Regions from separate parts of the Homo sapiens genome. Here region 2 is linked to region 1. A link is a loop called in an ENCODE intact Hi-C map of the cell type or tissue named here. Cell type or tissue: dorsolateral prefrontal cortex. All regions are shown on one strand. Links, peaks and the distances in the headings refer to the core of each region. The heading gives the core; the rest is flanking DNA.

Region 1 (9,940 bases), core at 1,662-4,161:
AATGCTGAGAATGAGTTTGTGGCTCTGAAGAAGGTAAGGGGGAACCACAGACCAGGCCAACTTCTCCTCTGGACCGGCAAATGTTCTCAAGACTCCCCAGGAAACTGCTCAGGCAGCCCTGTGGAGTCTGGGACTACTCACATCAAGACAGTGGAGACAGTGGAATCTCAGAGATAACAAGAGATTTCCTACAAAGTTCAGGTTCAGCCTCAGATTCTTTAGGATTGGGTCACATGTGAGCAGAGGTATGAAAAGGTGACCTAAGTATCTTGGATTATCTAGATTTTCTTTGCCTCTAACTGAACATCAGGAAATGTCCAGCAGCCCCTGGGGGAATGTTGGCATTGTAATAGGGAAATGAGCAAAAGTTGCTGAGCTTCACTTCTACCCAGCGACCTTACCATCTGTGGGAAGTGGCTGCCTCTTTGCACCCATCTCCAGACACAGGTGGGAAGGTGAAACAGTGCCCAGGCGATGAGTATTTATCCTTCTCTGTTTTATACAGGATGTGGATGCAGCTTTCATGAACAAGTCTGATCTCGAGGCCAACGTGGATACCCTAACTCAGGAAATTGACTTTCTAAAAACGCTTTACATGGAGGTGAGGGTTCATCTTCTCTAGGGCACCCAAGGAGATCAATGCTTGGCCTGGACTCCCTGAATGCTTAGCCTGGGCTAGCATATTTTCAAACATTTGCTATCATATATCTTTCCTCTCACTCAAATCTGTATGCTATATATGCCAATATGTCTTCAAATGGGGAAGGGAAGGTGAGCAGGCTTTTCAGCAGCCTGATGCAAGTCAAACTCCTTGGATCTATGATCCAACTCCTTATTTACCAATTTAAAGACTGGGATCTAGAAATGTCACTTCCTGTGTACTGACAAGAAGACTGAAAAATTGATTTGCCAGGAGAGGTAAGAAAAAATGTGTTTGACCTAATTAGCCAAACCAGCTGTCTTTTGCTTCATAAACAATCTGTCCAGTCTGGTATAGGCCCAGCCAGAGCTGAATTGCTAGCTCTAAGTGAAGAGGCTGAGGAAAGCCTCCTCTGGAACTCTCTTTGCAGGCCAGTCCCAAGCCCCTCAGTTCTTCTATTAAGGGCTTGGGATATAGGAATTCCTAGACCACCATGTGCTAAAATATTGTCAGGTCTCAACGGTCTGTGACCAGCCCAGCCACTTTGTAGATAATCTAAGAAAAGTTTAAGCCCTAGAGTGGCTCCCACTTTCTTCCACCATGTTCTTAGATCCCCATGGTTTTAATACTTACTGAGCAAAGTAGTGTGTTAAAGGGATGTTTCTGAGTAGATCACAAGAGCTCTAAAGTCAGCCTGAGATGGTTCTCAGACATGTCTTTTTCTTTATCATCAATTTAGATGGTCTTGCTTTTTTATGAACCAATGAGTGATGCTCTCTGCCCCTGGCACCACTTCCTGGGCCCCCTGTGGCAGAGTCCCAGCTACTAAATGAGACTCTAAGCACATCTGTCTCCCCAATCCTCCAACACAGGAAATCCAGTTGCTGCAGTCGCACATCTCAGAGACGTCGGTCATTGTGAAGATGGACAACAGCCGTGACCTGAACCTTGATGGGATCATTGCTGAGGTCAAGGCCCAGTATGAGGAGGTGGCCAGGCGCAGCCGGGCTGATGCTGAGGCCTGGTACCAGACCAAGGTGGGCAGTGGAGGCTGGGGAAGGGATGTAGGCAGCTCTGGGAATGACTCATATATAACAGATCAGGCCCAGGGAGGTTTGAAGCCCCCAACTCAGTGGGGGCTGTGATCCTGACCTGACCTCCGAACCCTCAAAATACCCTCCTCTCTCCGCAGTATGAAGAGATGCAGGTGACAGCTGGCCAACACTGTGACAACCTGCGCAACATACGGAACGAGATCAACGAACTGACCCGCCTGATCCAGAGGCTTAAGGCAGAGATTGAGCACGCCAAGGCTCAGGTGGGCAAAGGAAAGGAGGGAAAGCCTCAGATGAGGGAGAACCAGGGCCTCAGGCTTTGGGAACCCCCAAGTCTAATGAGGTGAGGGAGACCATCAAGACCCAGAAACCAAGGAATGGAGGGATCAGTCCAGGAAGGCTTTCTGGAGGATAAAAATATGGAAGGGAAGGAGAGCTTCCCACATAGAAGTAAAGGGCTAGAGCAGACCCAGCAGGGAAGGTGGTACAGAAAGAATAAATTTACCCTCTAGATGCCATGACTCTGGGGCAGCTGAAATCAGCAGTGACAAAGTCAGTGGGGATGGAAACAACAGCAATGCCCTACCCCATAGTGACATCAAACTACAGGGTCTCCAGTGCCTGGGAAAGCAGCCACCATGGGGTCCATCCCTGCCTTGGCCCCAGGCTATGTTCCCACTAAGAGGGGCCGTGTTTCTAACCCAACCTGGGGATGCCCTGGCACTGCCGAAGCCTACCTGCAAACTGCCTTCCCTGCAGCGTGCCAAGTTGGAGGCTGCAGTGGCCGAGGCCGAGCAGCAGGGCGAGGCGACCCTCAGTGATGCCAAATGCAAGCTGGCAGATCTGGAGTGTGCCCTGCAGCAGGCCAAGCAGGACATGGCGCGGCAGCTGTGCGAGTACCAGGAGCTGATGAATGCCAAGCTGGGCCTGGACATCGAGATCGCCACCTACAGGCGCCTGCTGGAGGGCGAGGAGAGCCGGTGAGTACTCTCAGTCCAGCAGGAGAGTGAAGTCAGACTTAGGCATCTAGAAAGACTAAGGAAGAGAAGGGGACAGTGAAGAACTGCAGAAATACATAGTCTTTAAAGATGACAATACCTTCTCTGCAAACATTAGTTGCATTGCCCTTGTCAGGGAATCAGAAGAAGGCTCTAGACCTGTGATTCTCAAATGCAAGTCTAGATAAGCTGCACCAGAATCATTAGTAATTTTGCTAAAATTACTACTAATGATAAATTTCCTTAAATATTTTAATCTAATGGTTTTGGGATAGGGTCTAAGAACGTGTTTTTCAACGCTCCCCAGATGTGTGTATAACCAGGGGTGAGAACTACTGCTCCACAGATCTACTCAAACAAGAAAGCCCTTTTTATGGCAAATAGGTTTTCAGGAAACAATAGTGCATGTGAAATGATTTGTTTCTTCCCCTTTCCAGGCTCTGTGAAGGTGTTGGACCAGTAAACATATGTAAGAAACTTGTTTTTTCCTCTTCACACATTTCTCTCCTCTTCAAACTTCCTTTAAACTCAGGCTCACACTGGGGTCAGGAGGCGTCCGACATGGCCGGTCTGGCCACGACAGTCAGGGGAGCTGGGACCATCCAGCCCTGGATGGGGAGCATCTTCTTAGCTGAGGTCTGAGATCTCCCCAGAGCCTGCCTTCCCCAGAGCAAAACATTCATAAAGGTTTTCAAGGCCTCCAAAGTGGAGGACAGCCAGCTTTTTTGCTTTGAGCGGCCTTGTCCTTCAAGGGAACTTAGAAGGACTTAGAAGGACTGGGACTTAGAAGGAATGGGACGCCTCTGCCAGGGGAGCCTCTCATCCCCTGATGGCAGGGAACGCAATAAGGCCAAATGGAAGTCTCCCCACTGCTGCAGCCGAAGCATGGGTTGTACCCAAAGCACGCAGGGCAGTGTGCCGGGCATGGCAGTCTGGGGACACTGGCAAGGCAAGACCCAGCCCACGCTCTCTAGAAATAGAATCTTCTTGAGAAGATGAGTCCTAGCCACCATCAACCTAACACTGGAAGGATCCCTGGGGAGAAAAGCGGATACTGGCATCCCTGTTTTGCCCACTCAGAGAAAGTACATGATTTGCCAGAACTTACAAAGCGAACCAGATTTCAAACCCAGATTTCTGACTCCAAAAACACAAATGAACACTGACGTGTAGTGGAACCGAGTGCTAAACTGGGTGGGTCAGACAGTCAGAGCTACATGTACTTGGAAGACAGTGTCCCTTCCCACTCCCATGGAGGCGGTGAGTGGTCAGGGGAAGCCACAGGCAATGGCTTTCTGCAGGAGGTCAAGCTTGAGTGAACATCATGGATGGCAGGAAGGATTCTGGGTAAGATGAAAGGGCAGGAAAGAGTGTACCCCTCCATGGATGGGGCTGGTCTAGCAAGCTCTTCTGTGGATTTGAGTCCTGAGGCATGGAGTTGTGTCCAAGGGAGAGCAGAGGGCTACAGAGCACAGCCACCAGTGGGTCAGGAGAGAGGCGACAAGGGACTAGTGTTGGAGGGGTTTCCTGTGTGCTGGGCTAGGGGAAATATGGAGACCACCAAGGGGCATAATACAACTGGAAGAGAAAAGGCCCATGGCTTTGTGGAAGCTGCTGTTCCAGCTGTCTGGATAATCCAGCTCACTACCTACATCTCACAACCCAACTTGACTTTAGCCGTATATAAATGACAGTCAACCTATGGATGCATGCAAACATCTGGGGAATTGGATGAAGTCGTCATTTTCATCTGAATGTTTGATTTTAATGTAGTCACAGTCTTTGAGCCATCCAGAGAGGGAAAAAGTGTATACTGACTGTATAGACAATAGGGACCACTTCCCCAGATGCCACAACCCTGACCCCACTCCCTCCCCACCAGACCCGGAGGTGCAGCCCAGGGGTAGCATGGAGGTGGAGGGCCCTGGTGTCGGCAGCCTCCCTGATGCTTTCTTTCTCCGCAGCCGTCAGCAGCTCCCGGGGCGGCCTGGTGTGCGGGCCTGAGCCTTTGGTTGCCGGCTCCACCCTCTCCCGCGGCGGGGTCACCTTCTCAGGTAGCAGCAGCGTCTGTGCCACCAGTGGGGTCCTGGCTTCCTGTGGCCCCAGCCTGGGTGGAGCCCGGGTCGCCCCGGCCACTGGGGACCTGCTGAGCACTGGCACAAGGAGTGGCTCCATGCTCATCAGCGAGGCCTGTGTCCCCAGCGTCCCCTGCCCCCTGCCCACCCAGGGGGGCTTCAGCAGCTGCAGCGGCGGCCGCAGCTCCAGCGTCCGCTTTGTGTCCACCACCACCTCCTGCCGGACCAAGTACTGAGAGCCCAGCCCCAGACAGCTGCTGCCCAGAGAAGAACCAGCTCCACGGCTCCTGCTTCTGCCCCCAGGGTTCGTGGGCTCTGGGCTTGACGGTCTCCAGCTCCCCTTTCTGCCAGGAAGCCACCCCTTAGCACTCCCCCGATTATTCTGCCTGGCCCCATGTCCTCTTGGAGGATTTTTCTGCCATGTAGATGCTCCATTAGCAGTTCCAGCTAAGCTGGCTTCTCCCTGCCTCCCAATTTCTGTCCTTTGGATCACTCCTCTCCCTGTCAGCAACAGCCTGGAGAAATGCACATTCCGTGCAATAACAACAATCCACCCAGTGCCCTCACCACCCGTGGCTTTGGGTTAATTTGGAGAATGGAGTTGACCGTCCACACTGCAGGCATCCTTAACTCCACATCCTTCACTTCCTTCTTCTTCCTTTCTCTGGTAGGAGAAGGTTCTTTCCTTCTCTCCCTGATGAAGGGGATCCCAGTCCTTGGTGGCCCCAGGCTCCCTAAACCCCGAGATGGCTTTTCTCCCAGTGGCTTCTCTCCGGCTGTTTCTCTTCCTGGGTTGTTGGTGTAACTCCAGCATGCAAGTCCACGAGGTGGGGTGCAGGCGGACAGGCGGGCTTTGCAATGATCCCCGTACTCCTGCCCCTGCTCGTGGTGTGAGGCCCAGCCCTGTCCACTGCAGGGTTGTGTCTGCAAGCTCCAAGGAGGCCTGGGGGTTGGGTGGGGTGGGCTGCCTGTGTGCACTACTCTTTGTGTTCCTGGGTTTTCAATAAACTTGCCAAGCTCACCTCACAGGGACTCTGGCCTCTCCTTCTGGATCACACTGGGGTTGGAGGAGTTGCCTCCTAGACTCCACCAGATCACAGCCTGCCTAGCTGAGGTAGGGCAGAGACTGGTGTCCTGGGCACAGGGAAGGCACTGAGGAAAGAGGGCCCAGGCCATTCGCTGGAGGGACTGACAGTTCTGCAGGGCATAGGAGAGGTAGCAAAGGCTCCAAAAACAAGTGGCAGCCAGCCCACTGCCCACTTCCCCCCACCACTGGGAATAGCCTTGTGCTCAGAGGCACCCTCCCCTGACCAAAGTGAACCCTGCCATCTGTTGCTCCCCAGGTCTCACCCACCCTCAGTTCCCCCAGTTCATCAGTTCATTATAGGTCCTTCCTGGTCTTTCTGTTCCCACTCGTGTCTCCATCCAACTCATTCATCACGATGCTGCTAGAAAGGCCTTTCTCACATAAAAAACTGACTGTGGTTCCCCGCAGCTCATATCCTTCGGTAGCTCCCCGTTGCCTCCCAGAAATAGCCCAAGCTCCTTAACATGGCATACAAGCCCTGTGTGATCTGCCCGTAGACTTCCACCTCCAGCCATCCCCTCCACACAGCCCACTGCCCACCTCTCATCTTTTGTCTATTCATCCAACAAACATTTGAGAAGTGCCTACCACATACCAGGCATGATGCTGGGAAAATGGTAATTGACAAGATTCAATTCCGGCCCTCAAAGAGCTTACAGTCCTGTCTGATAGATGGACAAGTGCACATGTCTGATAGATGGACAAGTGCATAAGCACTTGACTCAATATGCTAAGTACTATATTAAAAGCAGAACTCATGCTGTACTACCCAGACAAGAGGCCCCGCCCAGACTTGGGGCAACATTAAATGCTTCCTGAAGGATATAATGTCCCAGCAGAGGTGTGAAGGATGATGAATTAGCCATACTAAGAAGGAAGAAGTGTCCCAAGCAGAGGCAACAACAGCATGTGCAAAAACCAAGACGTTGGAGAGAGCAGAAGTTTGAGGATTTGCCTGGAGTTGAAATTGGCCATGACTATAGCATAGAGTGCAAGACATAGCGTCAGGTGGGGACAGGAGTCAGCCAAGGCACAGTCACGAACAGCACAGCTCCATTGGGGCACATGTCTCATAGTAGGAATGGTTTGCTGGTCAGCCTCACTCCAAGACAGTTCTTCTGAGGGAGCAGGAAGCACATCTCTCATTTTTATATGTTCTGCATTGCCAAGACCCCAGCCAGCACCCTGAGGATGTAGAGGTTGCCCTGCTCACAGCCTCAGGCCCTGCATGATGGTGGGGTCACCAGCCACTGGCCCTCCTGCTTCCAGGAGCTCATGACTTCCCACCTCATCTTCTACGTGCAAAGTCACACACACCCCTTGGGGGCAATTTTAATATTTGACATTTTTTAAGTCATTGATGGGCCCATAACAAAAAGAAGTAGACAAAGGAGAGTCAATAACTTGAAGACAGATCAATAGAAATTATCCAATCTGAAGAATAAAGAGAACATAAGATTTTTTTAAAGTTTTTTTTAAGCTAGAGGAAAATAACACATTACATATAGGGGAATAATCGTTCAAATTATCATAGATTTCTCATCAGAAACCATGAAAGACAGACGATGGTGGCACATCACATTTAAAGTGCCAAGGGTTGTGGAGGGGGGAGGGACTGTAAACACAGAATTCTACAGCCAGCAAAAGTCTCCTTCAGAAGCAAAGGCAAAAAGAAAACAAAACCAACAAAGAAACAAAAAGACATTCTCAGACGAAGGAAAACTAAGAGAATTTGCCATTTGCAGACTTGCTCTAAAAGGAAACGATATCAGAGAGAAACGTAATTTCAGGAATAAAGGAAGAACAACAGAAATGGTAAATATCTGGGTAAATATAAAATTTATTTTTGTTTCTTTTATGTTCTTTAAAATGTATATGACTATTGAAAATAAAAATGATAACTAGTGATGGGGTTTTAATTTATATAGATGCAATATCTATGATGACTGTCACATAAACTGGGGAAGGTAAACGTAAGTGATAAAATATCACCTCTAAGTAGACTGTGAAAAAGTAGATTACATACATTGTATCTCTAGAGTAGCCACTAAAAAGTAATACATAGAGATACACTCAAAAATCAATAGAGGTCAGGCGTGGTGGCTGACGCCTGCAATCTTAACACTGTAGGAGGCTGAGGCAGGAGAATCACTTGAGCACAGAAGTTCGAGACCAGCCTTGGTAATATCAGAAGACCCTTTCTCTGCAAAAATAAGAATAATTATAATAATAAATAAGTTTTTTAAGTCATAGATCAAAGGAAAATATATTAATATCTAAATAATCCAAAGAAGATAAAAAAGAATAGAGAAACATCAGAAAGGCCAAAAAGAAAACAAATAATAAAATCACAGACCTTAAATAAAACAATATTAATAATTACATATAGCATAAATGGTCGAAACACACTGTCAGGGAGAAAAAGCTTTCCTTTACCCACTTAGTTTTAGTGCTTGGAGTCTGTGAATTAAGATGACCAAAGACAGATTAACAGAAGGAAAGTTTAATGCCTACTGTCACTGTCTTTGGTAATTTGTGTCACTTTCAATCAACCTCATTTACTTGACATTTATAGAGCACACCACCCCAAACAGAAAAGTATACATTCTTTTCAAGTGATAATAGGGAACATTCACCAAGATAGACCTTGTAAATTATGTAGCCAGTCCTGCCTGAATAGCTCTATATCTAGTAAGTGTGCACTGAATGTACAGTTTTAAACCTTCCCACAGAGAAGAATTCAGGCCTAAGCATTTTCACTTGTGAATTCTACCAAACATTTAAGAAAGAATTCAACCCAAACTCTTCCAGAAAACATAAGAGAAGGGAAAACGTCTCAATTCTTTTTGAGACCAGCATTACCCTGCACCAAAACCCAATGACATTATAAGAAAAGAAAGCTATAAACTAGTATCCTTAATGAACAGAAATGAAAAAATCTTCAGCAAGGCATTAGTAAAGTAAGCACAGTAACAAATGAAAGGATAGTATATCATAACCAATGACAGTTTAGCCTGGGAATGCAAGGTTGGTTCAACTTTCAAAAGTCTATTAATGTAATTCATGATATCAACAGACTAAATAGGAGAAACAGTATAATTATCTTGACAGATGCAGAAAAAGCATTTGACAAAATTTAACATCCATTCTTGGCTTAAAAGAGAGAGAACTCTCAGCAAACTAGAAATTGAAGGGAACTTTCTTAGCCTGGCAAATGAAATCTAAAAAAAAAAAAACCTACAGCTGACAGCATACTTAATGGTAAAAGACTGAATGCTTTCTCTCTAAGATTAGATACAAAATAAAGAAGTCTGCTTACACCACTCTTAGTATTGTACAAGCTGTCCTGGCCACTGAACTAAGGCAAAAATATACAGGTTGGAAAGGAAGAAATACAGCTCAGAAGTCTTCATTTTCTATATAGAAAATTCTAGGAAATCTTTATTTAAATATCTACTAGAGCTAATAAGTGACTTTAGGAAGGTTGCAGGATGCAAGGTCAATATACAGAAATCAATTGTATTTCTATACACCAGCAATGGAAATTAAAAAATTGTTGAAATATCATTTCCAATAGTACCATTTAATTCCAAAGGATAAATACTTAGGCATAAACCTTTAAAAAGTATATGAGGATCTGTATGCTGAAAACTACAAAACATTAATGAAAGAAATCAAAGAAAACTTAAATAAATAGAAAGATATACTGTGTTAATGAGCTGGAAGACTCAATATTATTAATATGTCAGTTATCTCCCAGAGATGACATAGGGGTCAAACCCATGGACAAGGGCACAGGCAGACCTGAGTTCAATCCCAGGTCTTCCACTTACTGGCTGCGTGACCAAAGGTAATGAGAGGTAACAATAATACCTAACATATGTTGAACTGAGTAGTGTTCCAAATAATTCTCACAGGTTAACTCATTTTATTCTTTCAATATCCTTAGGTGGTAGGTGCTTTTATTATTTCCCATTTGACAGATGACAAAACTGAGGCCCAGAGAGGTTAAATAAGTGGTGAGGCACAGGAGCTCTGACTCCTGAGCCCATGCTCACCACCACTGTGCTGTTCTGCCTGTCACG
Region 2 (16,563 bases), core at 8,120-10,619, 600 kb before region 1:
GGAGTTCGAGACCAGCCTGGCCAACATGGTGAAACCCTGTCTATACTAAAAATATAAAATTAGCCGGGCATGGTGGTGCATGCCTGTAATCCCAGCTACTTGGGAGGCTGAGGCAGGGAATTGCTTGAACCTGGGAGGCGAGGTTGCAGTAAGCTGAGATCGTACCATTGCACTCCAGCTTGGGCAACAAGAGCGAAACCCCGATACACACACAAAAAAGAAGAGAGGCAGAAGGCCGGGCACAGTGGTTCACACCTGTAGTCCCAGTGCTTTTGGAGGCCAAGGCAGGAGTATGGTTTGAACTCAGGAATTTGAGACCAGCCATAGTGAGATCCCAATCTCTACAGAAACCAACCAACGAACAAAAACAAATTAGCTAGGCATGGTGGCATGTGCCTGTGGTCCCGGTGCTTTGGGAGGCCAAGGGGGAGGATCCCTTGAGCCCAGGAGTTTGAGACCAGCCTGGGAAATATGGTGAGATTCCATGTCTACAAAAAATAAAAAATTAGTTTGGTGTGGTGGTGCACACCTGTAGTCTCAGCTACTCAGGAGGCTGAGGTGGGAGGATCATTTGGCCCTGGGATGTCAAGTGTGCAGTGAGTGGTGACTGTGCCACTGCACTACAGCAAGGGTGACAGAGCGAGACCCTGTCTAAAAAAAGAAAGAAAGGCACTGGGCGCGGTGGCTCACGCCTGTAATCCCAGCACTTTGGGAGACTGAGGCGGGTGGATCACGAGGTCAGGAGATTGAGACCACCCTGGCTAACACGGTAAAACCCCCGTCTCTACTAAAAATACAAAAAATAGCTGGGTGTGGTGGCACGTGCCTACAGTCCCAGCTACTTGGGAGGCTGAGGCAGGAGAATCACTTGAACCCAGGAGGTGGAGGTTGCAGTGAGCTGAGGTCGCGCCACTGCACTCCACCCTGGGTGACAGAGCAAGACTCTGTCTCAAAAAAAAAAAAAAAAAAAAAAGAAGAAAGGCAGTGAACAAGCAACACTTTTCAAGGAACTGAACAAGGACGCATGTGCTCAAGTTAAAGTATCTGTAAAGTATCTGAACATGGACACGTGTGCTCCAAGGAAAGTACAAAGTTAACCCTATACTAAATATCTGTCCTCACCCCTCCTTGAATCTGTATGACATCTTTACTCTCCAATCATCTTTCTACTTGGCTTGTTTAAATCTCAATATAGCCTAGTGAGAAAGAAAGGCAAGTGAGGAAATCAAGAGATTTGCTCAACATCACACAGCAGCTTAATCATGGTGCAGATCCCAGGCCTCCTGCTGTAGCACCCAGTGGCCCAGTGCTGACTACTGCCCCTAGCAGGTTCCATGGGCAACTCCTGCCCTCTGAGGACTCTCAGTCCAGGATGCATACCCAGGATGTATGTGTGAAGCAGGATGATGTTAGGGTGGCAATGCAGTGTCAAGGACAAGATCTGATATCATCTCTGTTAGCTCCATCAGGCCCGTGATCTCAGGACAGCCACTCAACCTCTCTAAGCCTCAGTTTCCTCATTTGTAAAATTAGGTTAAAATGATATCCACCTATACGTTGAAAAACTGTAAATAATGGTTGCCTCTGGAGTGGGTTGTGGGGCTGGGTGCTGGGTAGGAGGAAGACTTTCTTTTCATTGTATATCTTTATACTGCTCAATTTTATAATCATAGGGCAGATATTATTAATTCACTGATAATACTAATTAAAATACAAAAACTGCTGGTGCGATGGCTCATGCCTGTATTCCCAGCACTTTGGGGGGCCAAGGCGGGCAGAATACCTGAGGTTGGGAGTTCAAGACCAGCCTGCTCAACATGGTGAAACCCCGTCTCTACTAAAAATACAAAATTAGCCAGGCGTGGTGGCACATGCCTGTAATCCCAGCTACTCCAGAGGCTGAGGCAGGAGAATCTCCTGAACCCTGGAGGTGGAGGTTGTGGTGACCCAAGATTGTGCCATTGCACTCCAGCCGGGGCAACAAGAGTGAAACTCTGTCTCAAAAAAAAAAAAACCAAAAAAACAAAAACAAACAAACAAACAAAAAAAACTAGCCAGGCATGGTGGCATGTACCTGTAATCCCAGCTACTCAGGAGGCTGAGGCAGGAGAATCACTTGAACTGGGGAGGCAGAGGTTACAGTGAGCCAAGATTTTGCCACTGCACTCCAGCCTGGGTGACAGAGGGAGACTCTGCCTCAAAAAATAAAATAAAATAAAATAGATAAAATATAAAATAAAATAAAATTCGTTACGGACTAAACATCCGTTCTTGCCTGACTCAGGGTGGAATCCTCCTACCCTCCTACCTTTGTTATGCTACTGCCTTCCTTACAAACCCCTGTTAAAGATCAAGTGGAATAATATTTTTAAGGGTCTCAAATTCAAATACTGTCAGGGTTCAGATAGGCAAGTGTGCGAAGTGGTGTAGGTCACTGGGAGTGGTGCAGACTATGGAAGATTGAGGAGTGCATGCCCTGGCTAGAGGTGTTCACATGCAATTTTTATCCAGGGAGTGAACTGACAGTTTGTGATACTCAACAACAAATAAATAATTCAAACTTGGATCTGGTCTGACTTCAAAGCTTTTTCTACTATGTCATTTGGTCTTGTCCGAAACCCTAGTTCCCTTTTTCTTTTTTTTGAGACAGAGTCTCACTCTGTTGCCCAGGCCGGAGTGCAGTGGTGCGATCTCAACTCACTGCAACCTCCGCCTCCTGGGTTCAAGCGATTCTCCTGCCTCGTCTCCTGAGTAGCTGGGACTATAGGCGTGCGCCACTATGCCTGGCAAATTTTTGTATTTTTAGTAGAGATGGGGTTTCACTGTGTTGGCCAGGCTGGTCTCGAACTCCTGACTTTGTGATCCGCCCACCTTGGCCTCCCAAAGTACTGGGATTACAGGCCTGAGCCACTGTACCCAGCCTCTCTTTTTTTTTTTTCCTTGAGATGGAGTCTCACTCTATCACCCAGGCTGGAGTGCAATGGTGCAATCTGGGCTCACTGCAATCTCTACCTCCCGGGTTCAAGCAATTCTCCTGCCTCAACCTCCTGAGAAGCTGGGATTACAGGCACCTGCCACCACGCCTGGCTAATTTTTGTATTTTTTTAGTAGAGATAGGGTTTCGCCATGTTGGCCAGGCTGGTCTCCAATTCCTGACCTCAGGTTATCCGCCCTCCTCAGCCTCCCAAAGTGCTGGGATTACAGGCGTGAGCCACCACGCCTGGCAGTTTCCTTTTTCATAACATGGGACCACTTATACTTACCTATCTTGGAAAGCTTAGGGATCATTTATTTCAAATCCTTAGCACAGTACCTGCCACACAGTAAGCACTTGAAGAGTGGTAGTTCTGTATAAAAGAGTTCATAGGCTGGGCCTGGTGGCTCACGCCTGTAATCCCAGCACTTTGGGAGGCTGAGGCAGGTGGATCACGAGGTCAGGAGATCAAGACCATCCTGGCTAACATGGTGAAACCCTGTCTGTACTAAAAATACAAAAAATTAGCCGGGCGTGGTGGCACGTGCCTGTGGTCCCAGCTACTCAGGAGGCTGAGGCAGGAGAATCACTTGAAACCTGGAGGCAGAGGTTGCAGTGAACCAAGATCATGCCACTGCACTCCAGCCTGGGTGACAGAGTGGGACTCTGTCTCAAAAAAATAAAAATAAAAAATAAAATAAAATAGTTCATAAACTGCAAAGCATTATATAAATATTAGGTATTATTATAAAGACATAGGTCGGGCGGGGGTGCAGGGGCTCACACCTGTAATCCCAGCACTTTGGGAGGCCGAGGCGGGCGGATCACGAGGTCAGGAGATTGAGACCATCCTGGCTAACACGGTGAAACCCTATCTCTGTCTAAAAATACAAAAAATTAGCTGGGCGTGGTGGCGGGTGCCTGTAGTCCCAGCTACTCGGGAGGCTGAGGCAGGAGAATGGCGTGAACCTGGAAGGCAGAGCTTGCAGTGGGCCGAGATCGTGCCACTGCACTCCAACCTGGGCTACAGAGCAAGATTCCGTCTCAAAAAAAAAAATAAAAAAAAAAATAAAGACATAGGTCGGGCATAGTGGCCCACACCTGTAATCCCAGCACTTTGGGAGGCTGAGGCGGGTGGATCACAAGGTCAGGAGTTTGAGACCAGTCTCAAAAAAAAAAAAAAAAGACATAAACACCAGATCAAAGACTGTGTAAATAGGACTGAGCCAATCTGGAGAAGCATTGTGCAGGAGGCAGCATGAAGGAGGATGAGAGGTGTGTCAGGGCAAGGGCAAATAGGGAAGGACCAGGAAACCCAGGGGGACACATGCCTGACATTCACAGGGCCAGTTCCTCGACTCCTGCACCATGATCACTGCCATTCTGTCTGTGCCGCTAGCATGGCCCTCCAGAATGAACTGCAAGCTTGCTTGAGGCTCTGGAGAGCTCTTACGTCCACTGACGTTGTTTAAGCTCCAAGAGGCTCTGATTCCATGAACTCTGCCAATGAGAAGGTTGAAAAGAAATTGGAAGTCAATGTGGATGGAGCAGCCGCCTATTAGCAAATTTGGCCAAATGGTGGTGCTATAAGCCAGAAAATCAAAGCCATTCTAGTAGCCAGGATGACTGGAACAATGGTCTCTGCACCTAGAAGGCCACCAGGGGGCAGAGGGAGGCAAGACTGCTTTTCTCAGGGACAGCTGGAGTCACCAAGTCAAAAAGGCCATCAGTGCCGGACGTGGTGGCTCACATGTGTAATCTCAGCACTTTGGGAGGCCGAGGCTTGAGGTCAAGAGTTCAAGACCAGCCTGGCCAACTTGGTGAAAGCCTGCCTCTACTAAAAATACAAGAAATTAGTCGGGCATGGTGGTGCGTACCTCGGGAGGCTGAGGCAGGAGAATAGCTTCAATCCAGGAGGTGGAGGTTGCGGTGAGCTGAGATCATGCCATTGCACTCCAGCTTGGGTGACAGATCGAGACTCCATCTCAAAAAAAAAAAAAATGCCATCAGAGTCATTTAATAAAACAAATGGCTATATTGATGCAGTGCCAGAAATAAAACAGAATAACTCAAACAGGTGCAGATCTTGCTATGAAATGCTTAAAGGGATAGGAGTCATTACAAAATGCTTAAAGGGATAGTTCAAGGGAGCTCTGCAGCCTCATCCCTTAACCTGCCCCCCTCACCATACAACTTGTTGCTATAAGTGTCACCCTGTCGCCATGGCTTTTCCTCCCTTCCTCTGTTCCCATACCTTCCCCATACTCATCAAGCTCCTTCTGTATACCAGAGCATTTAGCCAGAGCCTCGGAAGGTGAGGGAGAGATCGCTGATGAGGAGGTGGGAGGGAGCTAAGGGAGGAGTGTGTGTGTGGAGTGAATGGTGTGGCTGGAGGCTGGTCAGCAGGGGAGACTGCAAAAAGAGGAGCTGGAACACAGAGTCAGGGCACTGGCCATGGAGTCTGGATGCTTCCTGGGTCACGGAAGGGTTTTAAGTAGGTGAGGGATATTATGAGATCTAGTTTTATCTATTTATTATTTATTTATATATTTTTTAGAGGTGGTCTTGCTCTGTTGCCCAGGCTGGTCTCAAACTTCTGGGCTCAAGAGATTCTCCCACCTCAGTCTCCCAAGTAGCTGGGACCACTGGGCCTGGCACACATTTATTTTTATTTTTATTTATTTATTTTTTTGAGATGGAGTCTTGCTCTGTCACCCAGGCTGGAGAGTAGTGGCACCATCTTGGTTCACTGCACCCTCTGCCTCTTGGGTTCAAGTGATTCTCCTGCCTCAGCCTCCTGAGTAGCTGGGACTATGGGCACCTGCCACCATGCCCGGCTAATTTTTTTTTTTTTTTTGGTAGAGATGGGGTTTTGCCACATTGGCCAGGCTGGTTTTGAACTCCTGACCTCAGGTGATCCGCCCACTTTGGCTGGGATTACAGGTGTGAGCCACCAAGCCCGGCTGAGATTTATTTTTAAAGAAGACCATGTTGGCTGGTGTGTGGAGGAAGGCTGAGTGGTTACTGGTGGCCATGAGAAGACTTTCTGTTAGGAAGATGTTGCAGTGATAGTACAGAGGACAGATGCCTACAGCCTGGATGTGGGGTGTGGATGGGGAGAAAGGAATAGATTTGGACTTACTGTGGAAGTAGGGTTATTAATTTATTAGATCCATAGGGTAGACCAAGAGAGAAGGAGGTGTCAAATATGATTCCCAGGTTTCTGGCACAAGCAATTAGATGGATGGTGTGTCATTTACTAAGATGAACAAGAATTATGAAGCTGGTGGGAGCTAAGATCAATAATCCAGTTTTGAACAGGTTAAATTTGAGATGCCTAAGAGTCATCTAAAAAGAGGCATTAAGTAGAATATTCCATAGGCTGCTCTGGAGCTCACAAGAAAGGTCTGGTTGGACATCACAATCTGGAAGTCTTTGGTCTATAGAAGATGCAATTAAAACCAGGGCAAGGTATGAGATGACTCAAGAAAATAGTCCCTATTAATAAGAGAATAGGGGCCAGGACCCAGCCCTGAGGAACATCAACTTTATATCAGGTCAATTTATAGATCAGAAACATCAAGTTACAGACCATGTCAAGGAGGGTGAGTGGGGAAAAGGGACCGAGAAACTATAACTAGAGAAAAGCCTGGCACGAGGTGTCTGGGAGACTAGGAAGGAGAGTGTTTCAAGAAGGAGGGAGAGGCTGGGTGCTGTGGCTCATGCCTGTAATCCCAGCACTTTGGGAGGCCGAGGCAGGTGGATCACCTGAGGTCAGGAGTTCGAGACCAGCCTGGCTAACATGGTGAAACCCTGTCTCTACTAAAAATACAAAAAATTAGCCAGGTGTGGTGGCACACGCCTATAATCCCAGCTACTTGGAAGGCTGAGGCAAGAGAATCGCTTGAACCTGGGAGATGGAGGTTGCAGTGAGCCAAGATCATGCCACTGGACTCCAGCTTGGGCAACAAGAGTGAAACTCCATCTCAAAAAAAAAAAAAAAAAAAAAAGAAGGAGGGAGCATGCAGCTGCTGGAAGCTAAGTGGTCAAGGAACAAAAGGAATGTCAAGTGTCCATCGATTTCAACAACATGGAGGTCTCTGGGAACCTTGGCTAGTGCAGCTTCTGAGGAGCCATACGAGCTGAGCCAGCCTGGAGGGGCTGAAGAGTGAACTGGGTGAGGAAGGGGAAAGCCTGTGTGTAGACCTCTTTTGAGAATAATGTAAGGCCAGATGCAGTGACTCAAGCCTGTAACCCCAGCACTTTGGGAAGCCGAGGCAAGTGGATCACCTGAGGTCAGGAGTTTGAGACCAGCCTGACCAACATGATAAAACCCCATCTCCACTAAAAATACAAAATTAGCCAGGTGTGGTGGCGCATGCCTATAATCCCAGCTACTTGGGAGGCAGAGGCAGGAGAATCACTTGAACCCTGGAAGTGGAGGTTGCAGTGAGCCGAGATCGCGCCACTGCACTCCAGCCTGGGCAACAAGAGCAAAACTCTGTCTCAAACAACAACAACAACAACAACAACAACAACAACAAAACAACAACAAAACGAGAGAGAATGATGTAAGATGCTTAGCTATGAGAAGGAACAGAGAGCTGGCCAGGCGCAGTGGCTCACGCCTGTAATCCCAGCACTTTGGAAGGCTGAGGCGGGTGGATCACCTGAGGTCAGGAGTTCGAGACCAGCCTGGCCAATGTGGTGAAACACCATCTCTAGTAAAAATACAAAAATTAGCTGGGTGTGGTGGTGGGCACCTGTAATCCCAGCTACTCGTGAGGCTGAGGTAGGAGAATCACTTGAACCTGGGAGGCAGAGGCTGCAGTGAGCTGAGATCACACCATTGCACTCCTGCCTGGGTGACAGAGTGAGATTCCGTCTCAAAAAAAAAAAAAAAAAAAAAAGAGAGAAGGAACAGAGAGCTGCAAGGGAAGGTGGTCCAGGGAGCTTGTTTTCAGGTGGGCAACCCTGGAATTGTTGAGGGAGAGAAGAGAGAAGAGAGGGGGAGAAATCTCATGTGGGGGGGAGGGGAAAGGGTCAGCGGGTGGTATGAAGAGGGACTGGGTTCCAGACCTCTGCCCATGCTTTTTCCTCTACCTGTGATGCCCTTTCTGACCTCACTGCCTGCTCACCCTACAAGACAAGACTTTGTCTCTACCCACTCACAGCATGTTTAATAGCGGATCCTGGCTCTTACCATATGCTACTGAAGACAGAGACTATGACAGAAGTATAAGTCCCCCAGCACTGTGTCTGACACACATTTGGAGGACAGCCCGGGGCAGGGTGGGAGGTGAACGGTGAAGTGTCAGCACCCTGCCTGGACATTATGGTGGTGGAGTGAGGGCGATGTTTGAGGGGGTGAATGGCAGACTGACTGAGAGAATCTCAGCTGTTCCTCTCAGTGGCTCTTTCTAATACTTTTTAATTTTGTTTGTTTGTTTGTTTGTTTGTTTCCTGCAGGAGTGGAGCCCTGACAGTTCCCAGACCCTCTCACATACTCTCTCAAGGAATCCAGCTTAATGGATCAGCCCACTGTAGACAAAAAAACAGAAAACAGAAAATGGATCCAGAACCCAGACTCCCATCAGTCCCACCACATAGCCAGCAGGAGGTCAGGGGTGAGGGGGGCAGGCTGGGGTTTAGTGGGGGCCTGCATTCCTTTCTCTCTGCACGGCGGCAGGGCTTCTCAAGTATTCTCTAATTAAGATGAGAAGCAGAAGCAGGGGCTCTCTGGAATGTAAACAGCAGATAAGATCAGGCACCCTCCTCCCTGGGAAACTTCCATTTTCCTTCTTTTAGGATGGACACTGCATTCTTTCCCCGCTGCAGTCTTTGGCTCCCCAGTTCTTTCCATCCCCCCTCCCTCAGCCCTTGTCTCTGTCTTTGAGTCTCTGTCTGCATCCCTTATGGCTCCCTCATCTGGTACAGGGCTTGTGCATTGGAACCCAGAGGGGAACCTCTCATTTCATCAGTATATGGACATCTCCCAGGTTCAGGCTGGGAGTTTTTGACCCTTGCTATGGGCTTCTCTCTCCTGTCTCTTCTAGGAGGACAGAGCAGGCTCCATCATTGTACCAAGGCAATGTTCATTCAAATAAACAATGCCAGCCAACATGTGGGGCCAGGCACGCCAAGTACTAAAGGGACCATCTTGATGAGTGGTGCTCATAAGAGGTGTCAGAGGAGGAGACAGCATTGGCAGGCAGCCTGAGGGTGGCAGCCGAGTTACGGGGAAGGCTTCAGGGAGGAGGCGTGATTTGCACTGAGCCTTGAGGAAAACGTGGGATGCAGGACATGGAAGGGTGGGGAGAACTCCTGGCAGGAGGCAGTTTGGGAAACGTTGTTTGAGATTAGTTCAGGTGGAACAGTAGGTTTAGTGAAGGGCAGACGGGGCACTTGAGTAGGGAGGTGGATATGGGAGATGGAATGCAGGGGGAAGATCAGATTTTATGCTTTCAACAATGAGAGGCCATCACAGGTGTTTCAGGGGGGAGTCGTGATAGGGCAACAATGTGGATTTAAAGATAATTCTGGAAGCAAATTAGAGAGGTGCGGGGTGGAGAGGTGAAGGTCTCATGCTCTCTTATCCCCTGACTCCTCACCTTCAGCTGCTGCCACTGTCTCAAGGGGCCCAGAAGTACCTTGATGAAGATGCAGGATGGGTGGGATTGGGGAGCCATGAGACCCTCCCTCTCCTGGGATTCTTGACGCCCTGTGTCTATGCTTGGCCAGGGCTCTGTCCACAGTGGGGCTTGGACCTGAGTCCCTCCCTACCTCCCAGGTAGCACAGGACAGGATGAACCTTTCTGGGCCAGAGGGCCTGGCGCAGTCCAGGGAAGGATTCCGTACACTGCATGCCATGTGGCTTCTCCATGCTGGCACCTCAGCCCAACCCGGGACAGTGGGTGTGGGGAATGGAGAAGCGGGTGGGCCATAATTTGAGAGCAAGGGGGCTGGTCTGAAGCTTATGGGCCCATGGGGACATCCCAGAGGTTCAGTCCACCCACAGAGGTTCCCCAGAGTGTCTCCTTTCTCTCCTGTGACCCCCAGTCCCAGGCCTCACTGCCTTGGCCCCTCTCCCCCACAGAAGTCATGTCCTGGGAAGATAAAAGCACCAGAGTGCAGTCCTGCACTGCTTCCTGGGGGCCTCAGAGAATGCAGACAGAAGGATGGAGGAAGTGACCTCACTGGGATTATTCCACTGTGGCTGTTTGACTTCTGTCCAGGGATATCTCTCTGTGCAGCTGGGATGGGACCATTGGAGCGGCTATTACAGGAGGGAGATAAAATTCAGCAGAAGTGTTAGGATCTCAGCCCCTGGAGTTTTCTTCACCCATCTCTGCCTGCAGGCAGGCTACGTGCCTTTCTTCATGTCCTGGATCCCCGCCCACCCCATTTCTCCTGGACAGGACTGGAAAGGTGGAGGATGCTGGACCTGTCTCTGAGCTTGCTGTAGGAGTGCTATCTGAGCTTGCTGTAGGAGTGCTATCTGAAGCACTTCAGTCTTGAAGGGGGTCATCTGGCCCCTCTGCAACTCAGGAACAGTCCACTCATTCTTGTCTATCAGTGTGACGCCCACCCCTCCAGGAAGCCCCTCTCCCTGCTCCTTCTCCTCCCAGCCAGCCAGCCTGGCTCCTTCTCTGTAATCCTTGGAACAATCCTTTGTCTCTGGTGCCAAAACAGAGAGGACTCTGCTGGGCCTTGGCCCCGTGGGGTTTCCTGTGGATGGGTTGGCCTGGTGTTTGCCCAGCCACACCTTACACCTTTCAAGGACAGGGGCTGCGTCTCCTCCTCGGTGCCATCTGGCCATGGTTGAGGAGGGTGGGAGCCAATGTGAGGAGTGAGAAAGAGGGAGAGAGAGAGAGAGAGAAACAGACAAAGACACACACACACACACACACACACACACACACAGAGAGAGAGAGAGAGAGAGAGAGAGAGAGAGAGAACAGAGAGAGAACAGGGGCAGGAGCAGAAATACCCAGCTGGAGAGGGGAGGGCAGAGTGAGGACACAAACTCCTCCCACAGCCCCTGCCAGCCCTTGTTACCACTAACCCCGTACTGATTATATTCTGCTATTTGGTGTATAATTTGCATTTTGTGTATTATATGCATAGATGACTATAAGTTCCCCCTACCCCCTTTTTTTTTGAGATAGAGTCTTGCTCTGTCACCCAGGTTGGAGTGCAGTGGCGCTGTCTCGGCTCACTGCAACCTCTGCCTCCCAGGTTTAAGCGATTCTCAGCCTCCTGAGTAGGTGGGATTACAGGCACCTGCCACCACGCCCAGCTATTTTTTTGTATTTTTAGTAGAGATGGGGTTTCACCATGTTGGCCAGGCTGGTCTCGAACTCCTGACCTCAGGTGATCCACCCACCTTGGCCTCCCAAAGTACAGGCATGAGCCACCGCGCCTGGCCTTCCCCTCCCTTTTTAATTTTTAAAATAAAAAAAAAAAATTTTGTTTTTGAGACAGAATCTTGCTCTGTTGCCCAGGCTGGAGTGCAGTGGCTCGATCTTGGCTTATTGCAACCTCTGCCTCCCGGGTTCCTGCCTCAGCCTCCCTGGTAGCTGAGACTATAGGCGGCTGCAACTACGCCTGGCTAATTTTTTTGTATTTTTAGTAGAGATGGGGTTTCTCCTTCCTTCCTTCCTTCCCTCCTTCCTTCCTTCCTCCCTCCCTCCCTCCCTCCCTTCCTTCCTTCCTTCCCTCCTTCCTTCCTTCCTCCCTCCCTCCCTCCCTCCCTCCCTCCCTCCCTCCCTCCCTCCCTTCCTTCCTTCCTTCCTTCCTTCCTTCCTTCCTTCTTCCTTCTTTCCTTCCTTCCTTTCTTTTTTGAGATGGAGTCTCGTAATGTCACCCGGGCTGGAGTGCAATGGCACGATCTTGGCTCACTGCAATCTCCACCTCCTGGATTCATGGAATTCTCCTGCTTCAGCCTCCCGAGTAGCTGGGATTACAGGCACACACCACCACACCCAGCTAATTTTTTGTATTTTTAATAGAGATGGGGTTTCACTATGTTGGCCAGACTGGTCTTGAACTCCTGACCTCTTGATCTGCCCTCCTCGGCCTCCCAAAGTGCTGGGATTACAGGCGTGAGCCACCTCGCCCAGCCTAGAAATGGGGTTTCACCATGTTGGCCAGGCTGAACTCCTGACCTTAGGTGATCTGCCCACTTAGGCCTCCCAAAGTGCTGGGATTGCAGGCATAAGCCAACATCTCCCTTAATGTGTAACTCACATCATATCCAGGTGCTATTCCCTTGCCCATTCCCAGGGCCCTCATCCCCCATGCCTCCTTGAAGACTCCTTGAGTTCCTGCCCTGCTGTCTTTTAGGTCTGCTCCCAGGATGAAATCAGACTTGCTTGGTGAATTGGCAAATGCTCTGCAAACCCAAAGCCATTCTGGAGGTTGAGTTTATGGACTTGTGGAGGGAGGGGACTGTGTGGCACCCCATTCTGACTCTCTACCTAATTTACAAACCCCAGGCTGCTGCACTGGGATGAGGAGGAGGCGGCCTCCTGAGTGCAGGAGAGCACCTCAGAAAGTCCTTCATCTCAGCAAGCCTGCCTCCTTTGGCTTCCACGCTTCTGTCTGGTTGTACCCCTGGGAATCACAGAGAGTAGGTATAATTTATCTTCTCCTAAATGACAGACCTTCCGATATTTGGCATCATGGAAGGGAGGCCAGGTTCAGTGGCTCACGCCTGTAATCCCAGCATTTTGAGAAGCCAAGGCAGGAGGATCGCTTGAGCTCAAGAGTTTGAGATCAGCCTGGGTAACATGGTGAGACCTCGTCTCTACTAAAAATAAAAAAAAATTTAGCTGGGCATGGTGGTGCGTGTCTGTAGTCCCAGCTATTTGGGAAGTTGAAGCAGGAGATTGCATGGTGGTGCATGTCTGTAGTCCCAGCTATTTGGGAAGTTGAAGCAGGAGATTGCTTGAGCGTGGGAGGTCAAGGTTACAGTGAGCCGTGATCAAACAAGACTCTGTCTCAAAAAAAAAAAAAAAAAAAAAAAAAAAAGGTGCCGGGCGCAGTGGCTCACCCCTGTAATCCCAGCACTTTGGGAGGCCGAGGCGGGTGGATCACCTGAGGTCAGGAGTTTGAGACTAACCTGACCAACATGGAGAAACCCCGTCTCTACTAAAAATACAAAAATTAACTGGGCATGGTGGTGTGCGCCTGTAATCCCAGCTACTTGGGAGGCTGAGGCAGGAGAATCACTTGAACCCAGGAGGCAGAGGTTTCGGTGAGCCTAGATTGCGCCACTGCACTCCAGCCTGGGCAACAACAGCGAAACTCTGTCTCAAAAAAAAAGAAAGAAAGAAAGAAAGAAAGAAAATGGAAGGAATCTTAGAGGAGATCTAAGGCTAAATCTATATTTTGCTGATGAGGAAAACTGAGCCCAGAGAAGAAGAACCTTGTGAAAGTCACCGAAATGAGTCAGCCTGACCTAACCCAGGGCTCCTGACGCCCCAGGCAGCATTCTTTCCTCCCAAGCTTCTTTTCTCCAGGCCAAACTCTCTTCTGAAATCTCACTTTAATCTGCTCAGTTCAATTTTGCTTTTAATTATTTGTGTACTTTCTGTCTGTCCTTAACACGGTAATTTATACATTGTCTTGCCCACAGGGGTCTACCATGGTACAAGGTGGTCAAGAAACACTGAATAAAGGAACAATCAAAGTAGCCCACCCCCACTGAGTTCCTTAAGTATGCTGCATGCCTTAGTTCCTTTCGTCCCCACCCAGGGCTCCCAGGTGGGTTCCTCGCAATGATGAAGAAACCCAGGTGGGGAGATAAGTTGTTGCTCAAGCTCTGGCTGATGGAAGAGGTGGAGTCATCCTGGTGAGCAGCAGGCACACCCTGGGCTGCTGCGTGGTTGTGAAAGCCTAGAAACACTGCGCTTGTGCACCAGCTGGCGAAGAGGCACTGCCCTGAGCTATCCAAGTCCCCTACCCTGCCTTGTCTTCCTGGGACCCTCCCACCATCAGCTCTAAGGCCCTGTCTGTTCTGCCTGGCAGGGGCCTGTGCATCTCTTGGGGGAGTAGGCATTTCAGCTTGGAATTCTTTCACTCTAAACTTGGGCTTATGCTGCAGGCCCACAATCACTTAACCTAACCTGTAGGTCCAGATGACTCTCAGGATTCAGAATCTTTCAGATTTTACAAAGGAAATGTGGTACATAAAATGTATACTAAGGAAAACCACAGTGGGGAGGGGGGGATCTGTGGCACGTGTAATCATGGACTCAGTCTTATTAATATTGCTGCAGTGAAATGTATGAATATTCACACTAAATGGAATATATAAAAAGTATAAATAGGCTGAGCGCGGTGGCTCACGCCTGTAATCCCAGCACTTTGGGAGGCCCAGGTGGGCGGATCACCTAAGGTCGGGAGTTCAAGAGCAGCCTGACCAACATGGAGAAACCCCATCTCTACTAAAAATGCAAAATTAGCTAGGCACAGTGGTGCATGCCTGTAATCCCAGCTACTTGGGAGGCTGAGGCAGGAGAATTGCTTGAACCCAGGAGGCGGAGGTTGCGGTGAGCCGAGATCGTGCCATTGCGCTCCAGCCTGGGCAACAAGAACGAAACTTCGTCTCAAAAAAAAAAAAAAAAAAAAAAGTATAAATAACTTCATGTTAGGTTTTGCATGTGAGTTATGAAGAATTTTTGGTTTTCAGAGTTTTTTGGGGTTTGAAAGTATTAGATAAGGAATTGAACAATACTATAGAGCCTTTTAAGGGTGATTTTGTATTACTTGATAGGAGCTTGAAGAAGCCAGAGAACTTGTGTTGAAGGGCTGGGTTAGGGTGACAGAGGCCTGAAAGTGGTGGCAGATGAGTGACAGCTCCAGGGAACCCCAAGAAGGCTTTGATTTGACCACGGCTGTGACCATCCGGTCAACAGAAGTATGCCATAGTCCTGAGGTGCTCCTTGTGGCTGGGTCTGGTGCTAGACAGGGCTAAAGGCAGCACCAAAGTGGGCAGTAGGCCTTTGAGACCCCGACTGGACAGAGCCACACTCTTCAGGCAGGATGCTGTCTCCTTATCTAGGCTTGGGGTCTTGGGGCAGCCGGAGGGTTGGCATCCTTGATTATAGCCACAGGGATGAGACCTTTTTGTTTTGTGCTTTGGCTCAGCTCAGCCCCACTGCATGCCTGGCTGCTCCCACCAGCTCAAGATTATCTCTCTGGTGACGTGCTGCCTGGGGCTTGGCATGTACCCACCCCTGCGATCTTGCCCCTGCTGCAGCCAAGAGCAAAGTTTCAGTCTCTGGGACCCCAGCCAGACAACTCAAGGAGAGCCAATGAACTTGTATTTATGCAGTACCTACTAGCTGCCAGGCATGCAGCCAAGCCTTGGGGACTTTGTTCTCATTATTTTCTCACCTTTCCCACTGCACAAGTCTTAGCATCTCTCAGGTTTCACTTCTGCCACAAATCATGGCCATCATCCTCCCCGTGAACACCTGCAGCATTTACTGCCATGACATTCCTTGGCTTTGAATTAACCTCGTGACCTTTCTTGTATCTTTATGTTCTTAGGGCCGAACCTGAGGGTGGGGACCTGGGTCTAAGCTGTCCCACTGGTGGGCACCTTCCCTTCCTTTCCTGAACATTTTTGGAATGTAGGAGTGACCCCAGAGGAGGATTACAAAGCCCTTCTTCAAAGGAGAGGTTGAAAGTGGTGCCCGGGTTCTATAAACATTTGCACTGAGCATTCCTAAATGACAGGGAGATTTATAGTTTGAGTGCCTTCCCATTACGAAGACTGTTTAAGTGACTTGGGAAAGTTTCTTTAAAAAGAAAAAAAAATGGAGCAGATTAAGATGAGATTTTATTTTTCTTTTTTTCCTTAAAAAGAAAAAAAGGCTAGGCGAGGTGGCTCATGTCTGTAATCCAAAGGCTAGGTGAGGTGGCTCATGTCTGTAATCCCAGAACTTTGGGAGGCCGAGGTAGGTGGATCATTTGAGGTCAGGCGTTTGAGACCAGCTTGGCCAACGTGGTGAAATCCTTGTCTCTACTAAAAATACGAAAATTAGCTGGGCGTGGTGGTGCACACCTGTAATCCCAGCTACTGGAGAGGCTGAGGCGGGAGAATCGCTTGAATCTGGGAGGTGGAGGTTGCAGTGAGCTGAGAAGCCGAGACCACGCCACTACACTCCAGCCTGGGTGACAGAGTAAGACTCCGTCTCAAAAAAAAAAAAAAAAACAAATTCTTCCTGGGCTTTCTTAAAGCTGGGGTGTGTGTGAAGCGAAGCTGAGGAAGTTCAATTGTTCTCCCACTAAGTTCTCTTTCCTGGAACAAAGAGGACCTGCAAAGAGAGTGAGAGGACTGCTGGCATCTTGAAATATTCTTCTACTCTCCTTTGTCCTCTTTTCCTTGGGTGAGGCATGCAGAGACTCCTCTTGGTTTGTTATTTGCTCATTTATTTGTTCATTCATTTGCTTATTCATTCAAAAGCTAGTAAGAGAAGATTGTTAAATTTGAAAATTTTGCTTCCCAGAATTAAACCATTTTAAATCAACCATGACAGCAGTATTTATACCTTGGATATTGGCAAATGCTATAGGTT

What was found. Peaks named below come from ENCODE experiments on the same cell type or tissue, not always from the same donor. Only the 100,000 strongest peaks of a DNase experiment are listed, where the experiment ranks them.
Region 2: a loop joins it to region 1, with 2.6 times the contacts of the local background. A loop is called at or near these places in 46 of 110 quality-filtered maps.

The regions. Positions count from the first base shown.
Region 1 is chr12:52,373,098-52,383,037 of GRCh38, reverse strand. It overlaps KRT84 (keratin 84), which reads left to right. Exons shown (of 9, transcript NM_033045.4): 3 at 1-33; 4 at 506-601; 5 at 1,513-1,677; 6 at 1,833-1,958; 7 at 2,455-2,675; 8 at 3,131-3,162; 9 at 4,658-5,226. The coding sequence ends at 5,004. Among named protein-coding and RNA genes, the nearest start is that of KRT84, 7.6 kb to the left of the region's middle. RefSeq lists enhancers at 1,307-1,476, 8,498-8,667. In dorsolateral prefrontal cortex, for the core only: a CTCF peak has its summit at 2,649 (motif pointing left); a DNase peak (open chromatin) is centred at 2,617.
Region 2 is chr12:52,969,071-52,985,633 of GRCh38, reverse strand. No RefSeq gene overlaps it. Among named protein-coding and RNA genes, the nearest start is that of KRT18, 28 kb to the right of the region's middle. RefSeq lists enhancers at 12,558-13,483, 13,484-14,411. In dorsolateral prefrontal cortex, for the core only: no CTCF peak of the experiment used is centred there; a DNase peak (open chromatin) is centred at 9,183.